Regions from separate parts of the Homo sapiens genome. Here region 2 is linked to region 1. The links are chromatin loops, found by intact Hi-C in ENCODE. Cell type or tissue: B cell. All regions are shown on one strand. Links, peaks and the distances in the headings refer to the core of each region. The heading gives the core; the rest is flanking DNA.

Region 1 (4,403 bases), core at 320-4,319:
AGGAGATTTACCAACACCTCTTTTCTCATTTGCTCAACATTCCTGGTCAATGCAAAACTTCAGCAACCCAATGCATAATCGACCATCATACTTGTATTAATTTCCTACACGAATGTGTATTTGGGTCACTCATCATGTTTGGAGTTAGGTTCAGCTGAATGCCTGGCAGAGGATAGGGAATCTTGTAAAACTATCAAGCAATGATTACCTGCTTAGGCTATAGAAACTGCTATGGACACAGGAACAATGATAGTTCTGTTACTTGTTTTGTCCCCTGCCCCTAATACTTTTTCTCTAGTGAAAAATCAGTTGTGATGGCTAACATTTCAAGTTCACATGAAGAATGATGACACATTGACAACATCTTATGATAGCAGAAGAGCTTTTGGGACATGTGGTTCCTCGTTTGGACAAATTATCTTTAGTTAGATAATAGATGAGACCAGTGCTGTGGACCAAAAGGAACAGAACATGTGGGAAATCTTTACTCTTTTTTCTCCATATCCACACTCCACCCTTTACCATTCCTCTACTTATTATGGTTGATGAATATGGCTCCTTGCGATTCTGCTGCTTCTGTTTTCTTGTGGGGGGGGAGGGGGGAGATGGGGGATGGGGGATGGGGAAGAGGGGGATGGGGGAGGTGGGGTATGGGGAAGGAGGGGGATGGGGAGGGGGGATGGGGGAGGGGGTGGGGAGGCAGGGGGTGGGGGGATGGGGGTGGGGGGATGAGACGGGGAGGCAGGCGGGATGGGGGATGGAGGTGGGGGGATAGGGGGACAGGGAGATGGGGTATGGGGGACAGCGTGGGGGTATGGGGAAGAGGGGGGGTGGGGGGGAATGGGGGGAGGAGGGGAGGGGGGTGTGTGTGCAGGGGGAGGTCTGCAGTCTGGAATCTGGGTAGGAAATTGAATAAAGGGAGTAAAATGTGGCCAATGGCTTTTCCCTGACTCCTTCTCAGCAGGGGCACCTTAGGCTTGCTGGATTCCTCAACTAAAGAAAAGAGATTCATGTTAAACATTGTCTCCATCTACTACTCTACTTCTCCTTGGCCTTCAGAACTGGTGTGCTAATAATCCCAGGGCTAGTAGCCCTGGGGGATTATATTACCTCCTAAGATTTTCCTTTTGTAAATCATTATGTCCGTTCCATAAAAATTTCCCAATATGAGCAGTCCATGTAGTAGAAAGATCTGTTCTTTTTTTATTAAAATTTCTAAGTTATTGTCATTTTCTTTTGTAGATAGTGTTGTGCGTATTTAAGGTGTTCAACATGATTTTTTACAAATTATATGCAGATAGTAAAAGGGTTACTACAGTAAAGCAAATTAATGTATGCATTATCTCAAATAGTTACCCATTTTATGTTTTTTTGTGTGTGTGGAAACAACAGATTTCCACAAAATCTACTCATATAGCAGGAATCTCATATACATTACAATTTTATTACTTAGACTCCTTGTATTGTACCTTAGGTCTCTAATCTTGTTCATCCTACATATCTGCTACTTTTTATCCTCTGACCGACACTTCCCCATTTGCTACAGTCCCACCCCAATCCTGCCCAGGTAGCCACTGTTCTTTTCTCTATGTTTGTATATTTGATTTATGTTTCAGATTCCACATATAAGTGAGAGATCATGAAATATTTTTCTTTTTACACCTGGCTTATTTCACTTAGCATAGTGCCCTCCAGTTTCATTCATTTTATGGCAAATGGCAATATGTCACTTTTTTAGGGTGGCCAGCTCTGTTCATTATGGTTATTCAAGTACTTAGGCTTATTATTTTTATTTATTTACTTATTTTACAGAGTCTCACTCTGTCACCCAGGCTGGAGTGCAATGGCAACATCTCAGCTCACTGCAACCTCCACCTCCCGGGTTCAAGCAATTCTCTTGCCTCAGCTTCGAGAGTAGCTGGGACTACAGATACGTGCCACCACACACGGCTAGTTTTTGTATTTTTTTTTTTTTTTTTTTTAGTAGAGACAGAGTTTCATCATGTTGGCCAGGCTGCTCTCGAACTCCTGACCTCAAGTGATCCACCCACCTCGGCCTCCCAAAGTGCTGGGGTTACAGACATGAGCCACCATACCCGGCCAAAGTGCTTAGGTTTATATTTTTATTTCCTGCTTGTTATTCCTTAAGACTTATATTCATCTGCATGTACAATGCCATGTCTGTCTAGTCTACTTTCCTGCCACCTCAGTGAAAGGAGCAAAATTTCATGGAAGCTTGCCTAATGTCTTAAGACTTAGGCTAAAATGCGTGTATCACTTCCACTCACATTATTTTAATAAAAACAAGAGCAGCTTTATGGGCATGTGACCTATGCAGTGCCAAAGGAACCTACACTTAGAAGGGCCCCATGCTGGAATTAATGCTCTTCTGTCACTTTTTTGAAATTCTTAAATTTTTGGACTCTTTTTGCATGCTCTTGGGAAAATTGAGCATGCATGTGAGCAGAGGAGATAAACATAATATGTGTGTCTACTGTTTCTTGCTGCACCATTTACAGATAAATTGTGCAACATTCCATGAGCACACAATTACAATGGACCCTGGGCGGATGGGAATTCAGCAAGACTCAGGGCAAGAGCAAGGTTAACATGTAGTTCTGAGACTGATTTAAGTGGGAGCACTCAGCCCTGAGAAACTTTTCTATTGAACCAGGACTTTCTTGATATGCAGAATGAAGGCTATGGTGTTTCAAGAAACAGGAACAACAAGCAAGTCTACCTTATCCTTTCTTACCAGTTTTACTTCCTTGTATTCACTTACACTGAAGATGAAAGGAAGGGGAAGTAAAAAAGCAACCTATAGTTTCTTTTCATTTCAGTCCTTTTTTACTCATCAGTAAGCCAAAAATAGAGAGCATTGAGAGTATGCATGTTTATCAAGAAGTGAAAAAAAAAGCAGTTGAGTTGATTTTGTGAAGTGTTTCCACTGTTCTGATAATAATGAAATACATATGTATAGACTATGAAACATGAATTTTGTAATTTCTGTTATTCTTCATAAGCATTAAATGCCCTAATACTTACATTGAAAGCTGGAGTTGAACAAAATGAATGTAAACAGAAAAATTAATATTAATAATTAAAATTGTTATAGCTGAGTATAGTGGCTCATGCCTGTAAACCCAGCAACTTGGGAGGCCAAGGTGAGAGGATTGCTTGAGACCAGGAATTGGAGACCAGCCTGGGCAACAAGGTAAGACCCTGTTTCTACAAATATAATAATAAAATAGCCAGGCATGGTGTCATATGCCTGTAGTCCTAGCTATTTGGGAGGTTGAGGCAGGAGAATTGCTTGAGCCCAGGATGTCCAGGATGCAGTGAGCTGTGTTTGTGCCACTGCACTCCAGCTTTGGTGACAGAGTGAGGCCCTGTCACAAGACATAATAATAATCTTGTTTATTTTTTTTCTTAAAAGACACTAATTAGCAAATACAAATATGTGATAAGTTGAGAGGAAGAAACAGATAAATGAAAGCCTTATAAATTATTAACAGTACCTTTAATGGAGCTTTTTTTTCCTGCTTCTTCAACACATCCTCTTCTCCATTCCCAACTCTACATATTTTCATATTACACGGAGCCTCACAAATGTGGAGATATCCCCAAAGGAGAACATAGTCATATTATTAAAAATTGCAATGAACCCTAGGAAGATAGAGTATTTGGACATGCTTGTGCTCCAGAAAAAAACAGTACATGAGATTTTAGTTAAGAAATAGTGGTTACTTCTTGAGCAGGTCATAAAATGAGTTTGGTAAATTCATTCTAGAAAGCTACAAGTTATGAATCTCTGTAAGAGTCCTTTTTACTTTTTCCTGAAAATTTAGAATATTAAAATTTAATATGTGGAAAGATTTGGTAACAAGCAGTTTTTAGAATGTTTATCACAGTACTGTCAAACTAATGTATCCTACTTCCTCTTCCATGAAATGTGGAAAGGAAACAGCCTGTTGCAAACCGCAGGCAAGTGGTGTGCGTGGGGCATAACTGGATTTCCATACTTTTTATGCCATTAGCATAGTCTTGTGTATAGGATGTAAAACGAAGAATCTCAGTAGCTGCAACTTTCCACCTAAGTACTAAACACTGTTTCCTAATCCACATTCACATACTCCATTTAGGCAAGTACAAAAGTCATCCTAAATCAAGTGCCATGTTTTCCTTCTTTTATCTATGTTTTCTTAAAAAAAGAGTTTTCACATACACAAAAACATCCAAAAAATTCACTGGGTATTCACTATCAGGGTACTATTTTCTTGCTATGTCAGTTTTTAAACAGTCAGTCTCAACTGAAAAAAAAGTGAAATGTAAAAAACCAAAAAAACTAAAGAAATGGGTGTTTCATATAAGTATTCACATATACACATGTGTATTAGGTACAA
Region 2 (4,403 bases), core at 223-4,222, 170 kb before region 1:
TAATGCATGAGAATAGTTAGATACCCTAGAATATTCATTAATTTAAAAGTTTTAATTTGTCGATTTCATCTATTTCTGTAATTAATATTATACTACATTGAAATAACTATTGTATCCTTGTGCTATCACTTTTCACCTCTTTTTGTTTGATAATGTACTTATATATGTTCAACAAGACCACAATCCTTCTAAAATTAATAATGATGTACTTTAAACCTGTAGATGAAAATACATTACACTGATAGAACTAACAACTGATTTAGTCAATAGTGTATAGTGTATGAGAGCACATACCTTGAAATCAGGTACAACTTTGAACTAATACTCTCAAAAACATAAATTCTTCATATGTCAAATGTGAGTAATCATTTGTTACAGAGATATTAAAAATATAAATTACATTATTAATTCATTCAACAAACTTTTTTAAGCCTTTACTCTGCACAAGTGACAATATTAGTGTCTAGGGATATAAAGATGAAAATGACACTAGGGAATCAAACATGAAACCAGTAGTTATTAAATTGCAATAGTGATTAATTAAATAAAAAGTATATGATGCTACAAATGTATACTACTCATATAGTTTTAGTATCAGGAAAGGTTTGTCTGGTGGAGAAATATTTGTGAGAATAGTCATTAAATCCTTAGTTTTATGTAGGAAAAATATAATTTACTGCCCAGAAAGTAGCTGACATGAAGTAGGTACTCTGTAAATATTTGCTAAATAAATACATAAACAAATTAAGTAAATAAATATTATTACTCATTAAGATAATTTAAAGAACTTGAAGATGTTTTGATATTCAGATAAATGCTCTAGGGTAAGGTGGAACTTGCTTTCATTGATAAAGTATATTTTGAATCAAAAGAGATATTTCCAGAGTTAAATCATCACAGTGTTCACTCACTTCACTTTCACTTTCCCTCTGGAGGTCATAAGCCATAGGGGTCTCTCTTGGTACTGACCTGTGCTGCATGGGTACATGAGTAAAATAAAACTATTCCCACCATCTTCAATGCATCTATTTTACTTTTTTTTTTTTTTTTTTTTTTTTTTTTTTTTTTTTTTTTGCTTTAACAGTTTGCAGAAACTTCTCCATCCAGCTCTGTTTAATGCTGCAAAGAAACCTACTTTCTTCTAGTCCCACCCAGGATATTTAGATGATCAACATTGCTAAGTAGTTGGGAGAGGTTGAGAGCAGGAAAGAAAAGCCACAGACTCCATTAACTGTTTCATGAACTCAATCAGGAATCGCACACACAAGCCACTTTGAACTCCTCACCTGTGGACTACCCCAAATGACCCATGAGCACCCCAAATTCTCTGTGAACCTTGTCCTGTCTCCCCAAGTCAGCTCTTTGAGCACATCTTCATCAACAGGAAATGCAAGTGTCTTAGATATCCAGCCCAATTCTGAAAGACTAAAAGACGGTACAAAACTTGAGCATTTCAGTACTTCACCTTAGGGAAAACAAACAGAAGGCTCTTGCCACCTGGTCTTGCTTTGTGGGAACAAGAGAAAGCATACAATTTTTATAACTTTCCCCCAAGAGGAAACAAGAAGTATGGAGAGATGCATTTTCAGGTGGTATGGTTTGGTTCTGTGTCCCCACTCAAATTGCATATCAAATTGTAATCTTTAATGTTGGAGGAGGGGCATGGTAAGAGATGATTGGGTCATGGGGCAGACTACCCTCTTGCTTTTCTCATGACAGTGAGTGAGTTCTCACAAGATCTGGTTGTTTAAAAGTGTGTAGCACTTCCTCATTAGCTCTATCTCTCCGGCTCCGCACGTGACCATGTGCCTGCTTCCCCTTCACTTTCTGCCATAATTGTAAGTTTTCTGAGGTCTCCCAGCTATACTTCCTGTGTAGCTGGTGGAACTGTTAATTAAATTTTTTTCTTCATAAATTACCCAGTCTCAGATAGTTTTTTAAAGCAATGAGAAGACAGACCAATAGAAAATTGTTACCATAGAAGTGAGTCATTGCTAAGTTTTTTAAAGCAAAGAGAGGACAAACCAACAGAAAATTGTTACCATAGAATTGGGGCATTGCTATAAAGACAATTGAAAATGTTGATAGCGACTTTGTAACTGCATAATGGGCAGAGGTTGTAAGATTGGGGAGGGTTCAGAAAAAGAAAGATGAGAGAAAGTTTGGAGCTTCCTAGAGAGTGGTTGAATGGTTTTTACTAAACTGCTGATAGTGATACAAACAATGAAGTCCAGGCTGAGGTGGTATCAGATGGAGATGAGGAACTTATTAAGAACTGAAGCTAAGGTCACTTTTGTTATGCATGAGCAAAGACATGATCTGAAACTGAAACTTATATATAAAAGGGAAGCAGAGTGTAAAAGTTTGGAAAATTTACAGCCTGAGCACGTAGTAAAAAAGAAAAACTCATTTTCTGGAGAGAAATTCAAGCTAGCTGTAGAAATTTGCATATGTAAAGAGGAGCCAAATGTTGATAGCCAAGATAAAGGAGAAAATGCCTTCAAAGTATTTCAGAGAACTTTGCAGCAGCCTCTCCCATTACATACCAGGAGGTCTAGGAGGGAAGAATGGTTTTGTGGGCCAGACCCAAGGTCCCACTACTTTGTGCAGCCTCAAGACATGTCATCCTGCATTGCAACTGCTCAAGCTTCAGCCACTGCTAAAAGGGCCCAAGGTATAGCTTGGCCTGTTGCGTCAGAGCATACAAGCCATAAGCCTTGACAGCTTCCGTGTGGTTTAAAGCCTGTGGGTGTGCAGAGTGTGAGAAGTGAGTTTTGGGAGCCTCTACCTTAAAAAGGATGTATGGAAATCCCTGGATGTCCAGGAAAATGTCTGCTGCAGGAACAGAGCCCACTTAGAGAGTCTTTATCAGGGCAGTGAAGAAGGGAAATGTGGGGTTGGAGCCTCCACACAGTCTCCACTGGGACACTGCCTAATGGAGCTGTAAGAAAACAGCAACCATCCTTCAGGTCCCAGAAAGGTAGGTCCATTGACAGCTTGCGCCATGTGCATGGAAAAGCTGCAGGCACTCAATAACAGCCCTTGAAAGCAGCTGTGGGGACTGAACCCCAAAGAGCCACAGGGGTGGAGATGCCCAATACCTTGGAAGCCCACCTTTTGCATCAGTGTGGCCTGGATGTGAGACATGGAGTCAAAGAAGATTATTTTGGAGCTTTAATATTTAATGACTGCCCTTGGATTTGCATGGGGCCTGTGGCCTCCTTTTTTAGCCAATTTACCCAACTCCTGTAACCCCATTATACCTTGGAGGCAATTAACTTGTGTTTTATTTTACAGGCAAGTAGGCATAAGGGACTTGCCTTGTCTCAGATGAGACCTTGAACTTGGACTTTTGAGTTAAGCTGGAATGAGTTAAAACTTTTAGGGGCTGTTGGGAAGGCATGATTGTGTTTTGAAATGTGAGAAGAACATGAGATTTCGGGGGGGCCAGGGGTAGAATAATATCGTTTGGCTTTGTGTCCCCACCTAAATCTCATTTAGAATTGTAATCCTCAATGTTGGAGGAGGAGCCTGGCGACAGGTGATTGAATCATGGGCCAGACATCCCCCTTGCTGTTCTCATGGTAGTGAGTGAGTTCTGATGAGATCTGATTGTTTAAAAGTGTGTAGCACTTTCTCCCTTTGCTCTCTCTCTCTCTCGCTTCACCATATGAAGATGTGCCTGCTTTCCCTTTGCCTTTCACCATGTTTGTGAGTTTCCTGAGGCCTCCTCTGCCATGTGTACTTTACAGTGTTAGGCCTCTGAGCCCAAGCCTGCATGTAAGTCACAAGACTGTCATGTCACAGATACCCTCCCTATACTCAAAAGAGAAAAAATGTCCTTATCTCTGAAGACACAGGGACACAGAGTAAATTTTGTACAACCAGGTAAACTTCCTCTAGTTTGTTAGATTATATCACAACCTTTTTGTTCAATCATATTTCCTCACAATTACACACTTATTTATGAAACAGCATAAAAATACAAAGGTTTTATTGTTTCTTTGAGTCTGTGAAGGTTTCCAAGTCACATAAAACTTATATTAAATAAACATGTACATTATTGTCTTATTAATCTGTCTTTTATTATACGAGCCTCAGCAATAATCAGGCAAAGAATGAGAAAAAAATCATTTTTCATCCCTTACATAGTGTTATTATATTATTTTAAAGTAAATCTACCTAAATAAGTACTGCCTACATTCTATTGTTTGTGTTATGAAGTCAGCTGTCACTCTTTGAAATCAGTATGCCTTTTTGAATAAATGCTTTTAAAATTTTCTCTTTGCCTTTGGTTTTTAGACTTTACAATTATATATGTATATTTTTAAAATTGTTTTTGTTTTGTATTTATTCTACTTGAAGATCAAAGATTCTCTTGAATCTGTGGCTAGATATCATCA

The links. Peaks named below come from ENCODE experiments on the same cell type or tissue, not always from the same donor. Only the 100,000 strongest peaks of a DNase experiment are listed, where the experiment ranks them.
Region 2: it touches region 1 in a loop (25-fold over the local background); 1 of 110 quality-filtered maps calls a loop at or near these places.

What each region holds. Positions count from the first base shown.
Region 1 is chr1:104,757,409-104,761,811 of GRCh38, forward strand. No RefSeq gene overlaps it. Among named protein-coding and RNA genes, the nearest start is that of LINC01676, 860 kb to the right of the region's middle. In B cell, for the core only: no CTCF peak of the experiment used is centred there; a DNase peak (open chromatin) is centred at 2,783; H3K4me3 peaks cover 504 bases; H3K27ac peaks cover 644 bases.
Region 2 is chr1:104,591,344-104,595,746 of GRCh38, forward strand. No RefSeq gene overlaps it. Among named protein-coding and RNA genes, the nearest start is that of AMY1C, 840 kb to the left of the region's middle. In B cell, for the core only: no CTCF peak of the experiment used is centred there; DNase peaks (open chromatin) are centred at 1,788 and 2,238; H3K4me3 peaks cover 1,400 bases; H3K27ac peaks cover 1,231 bases.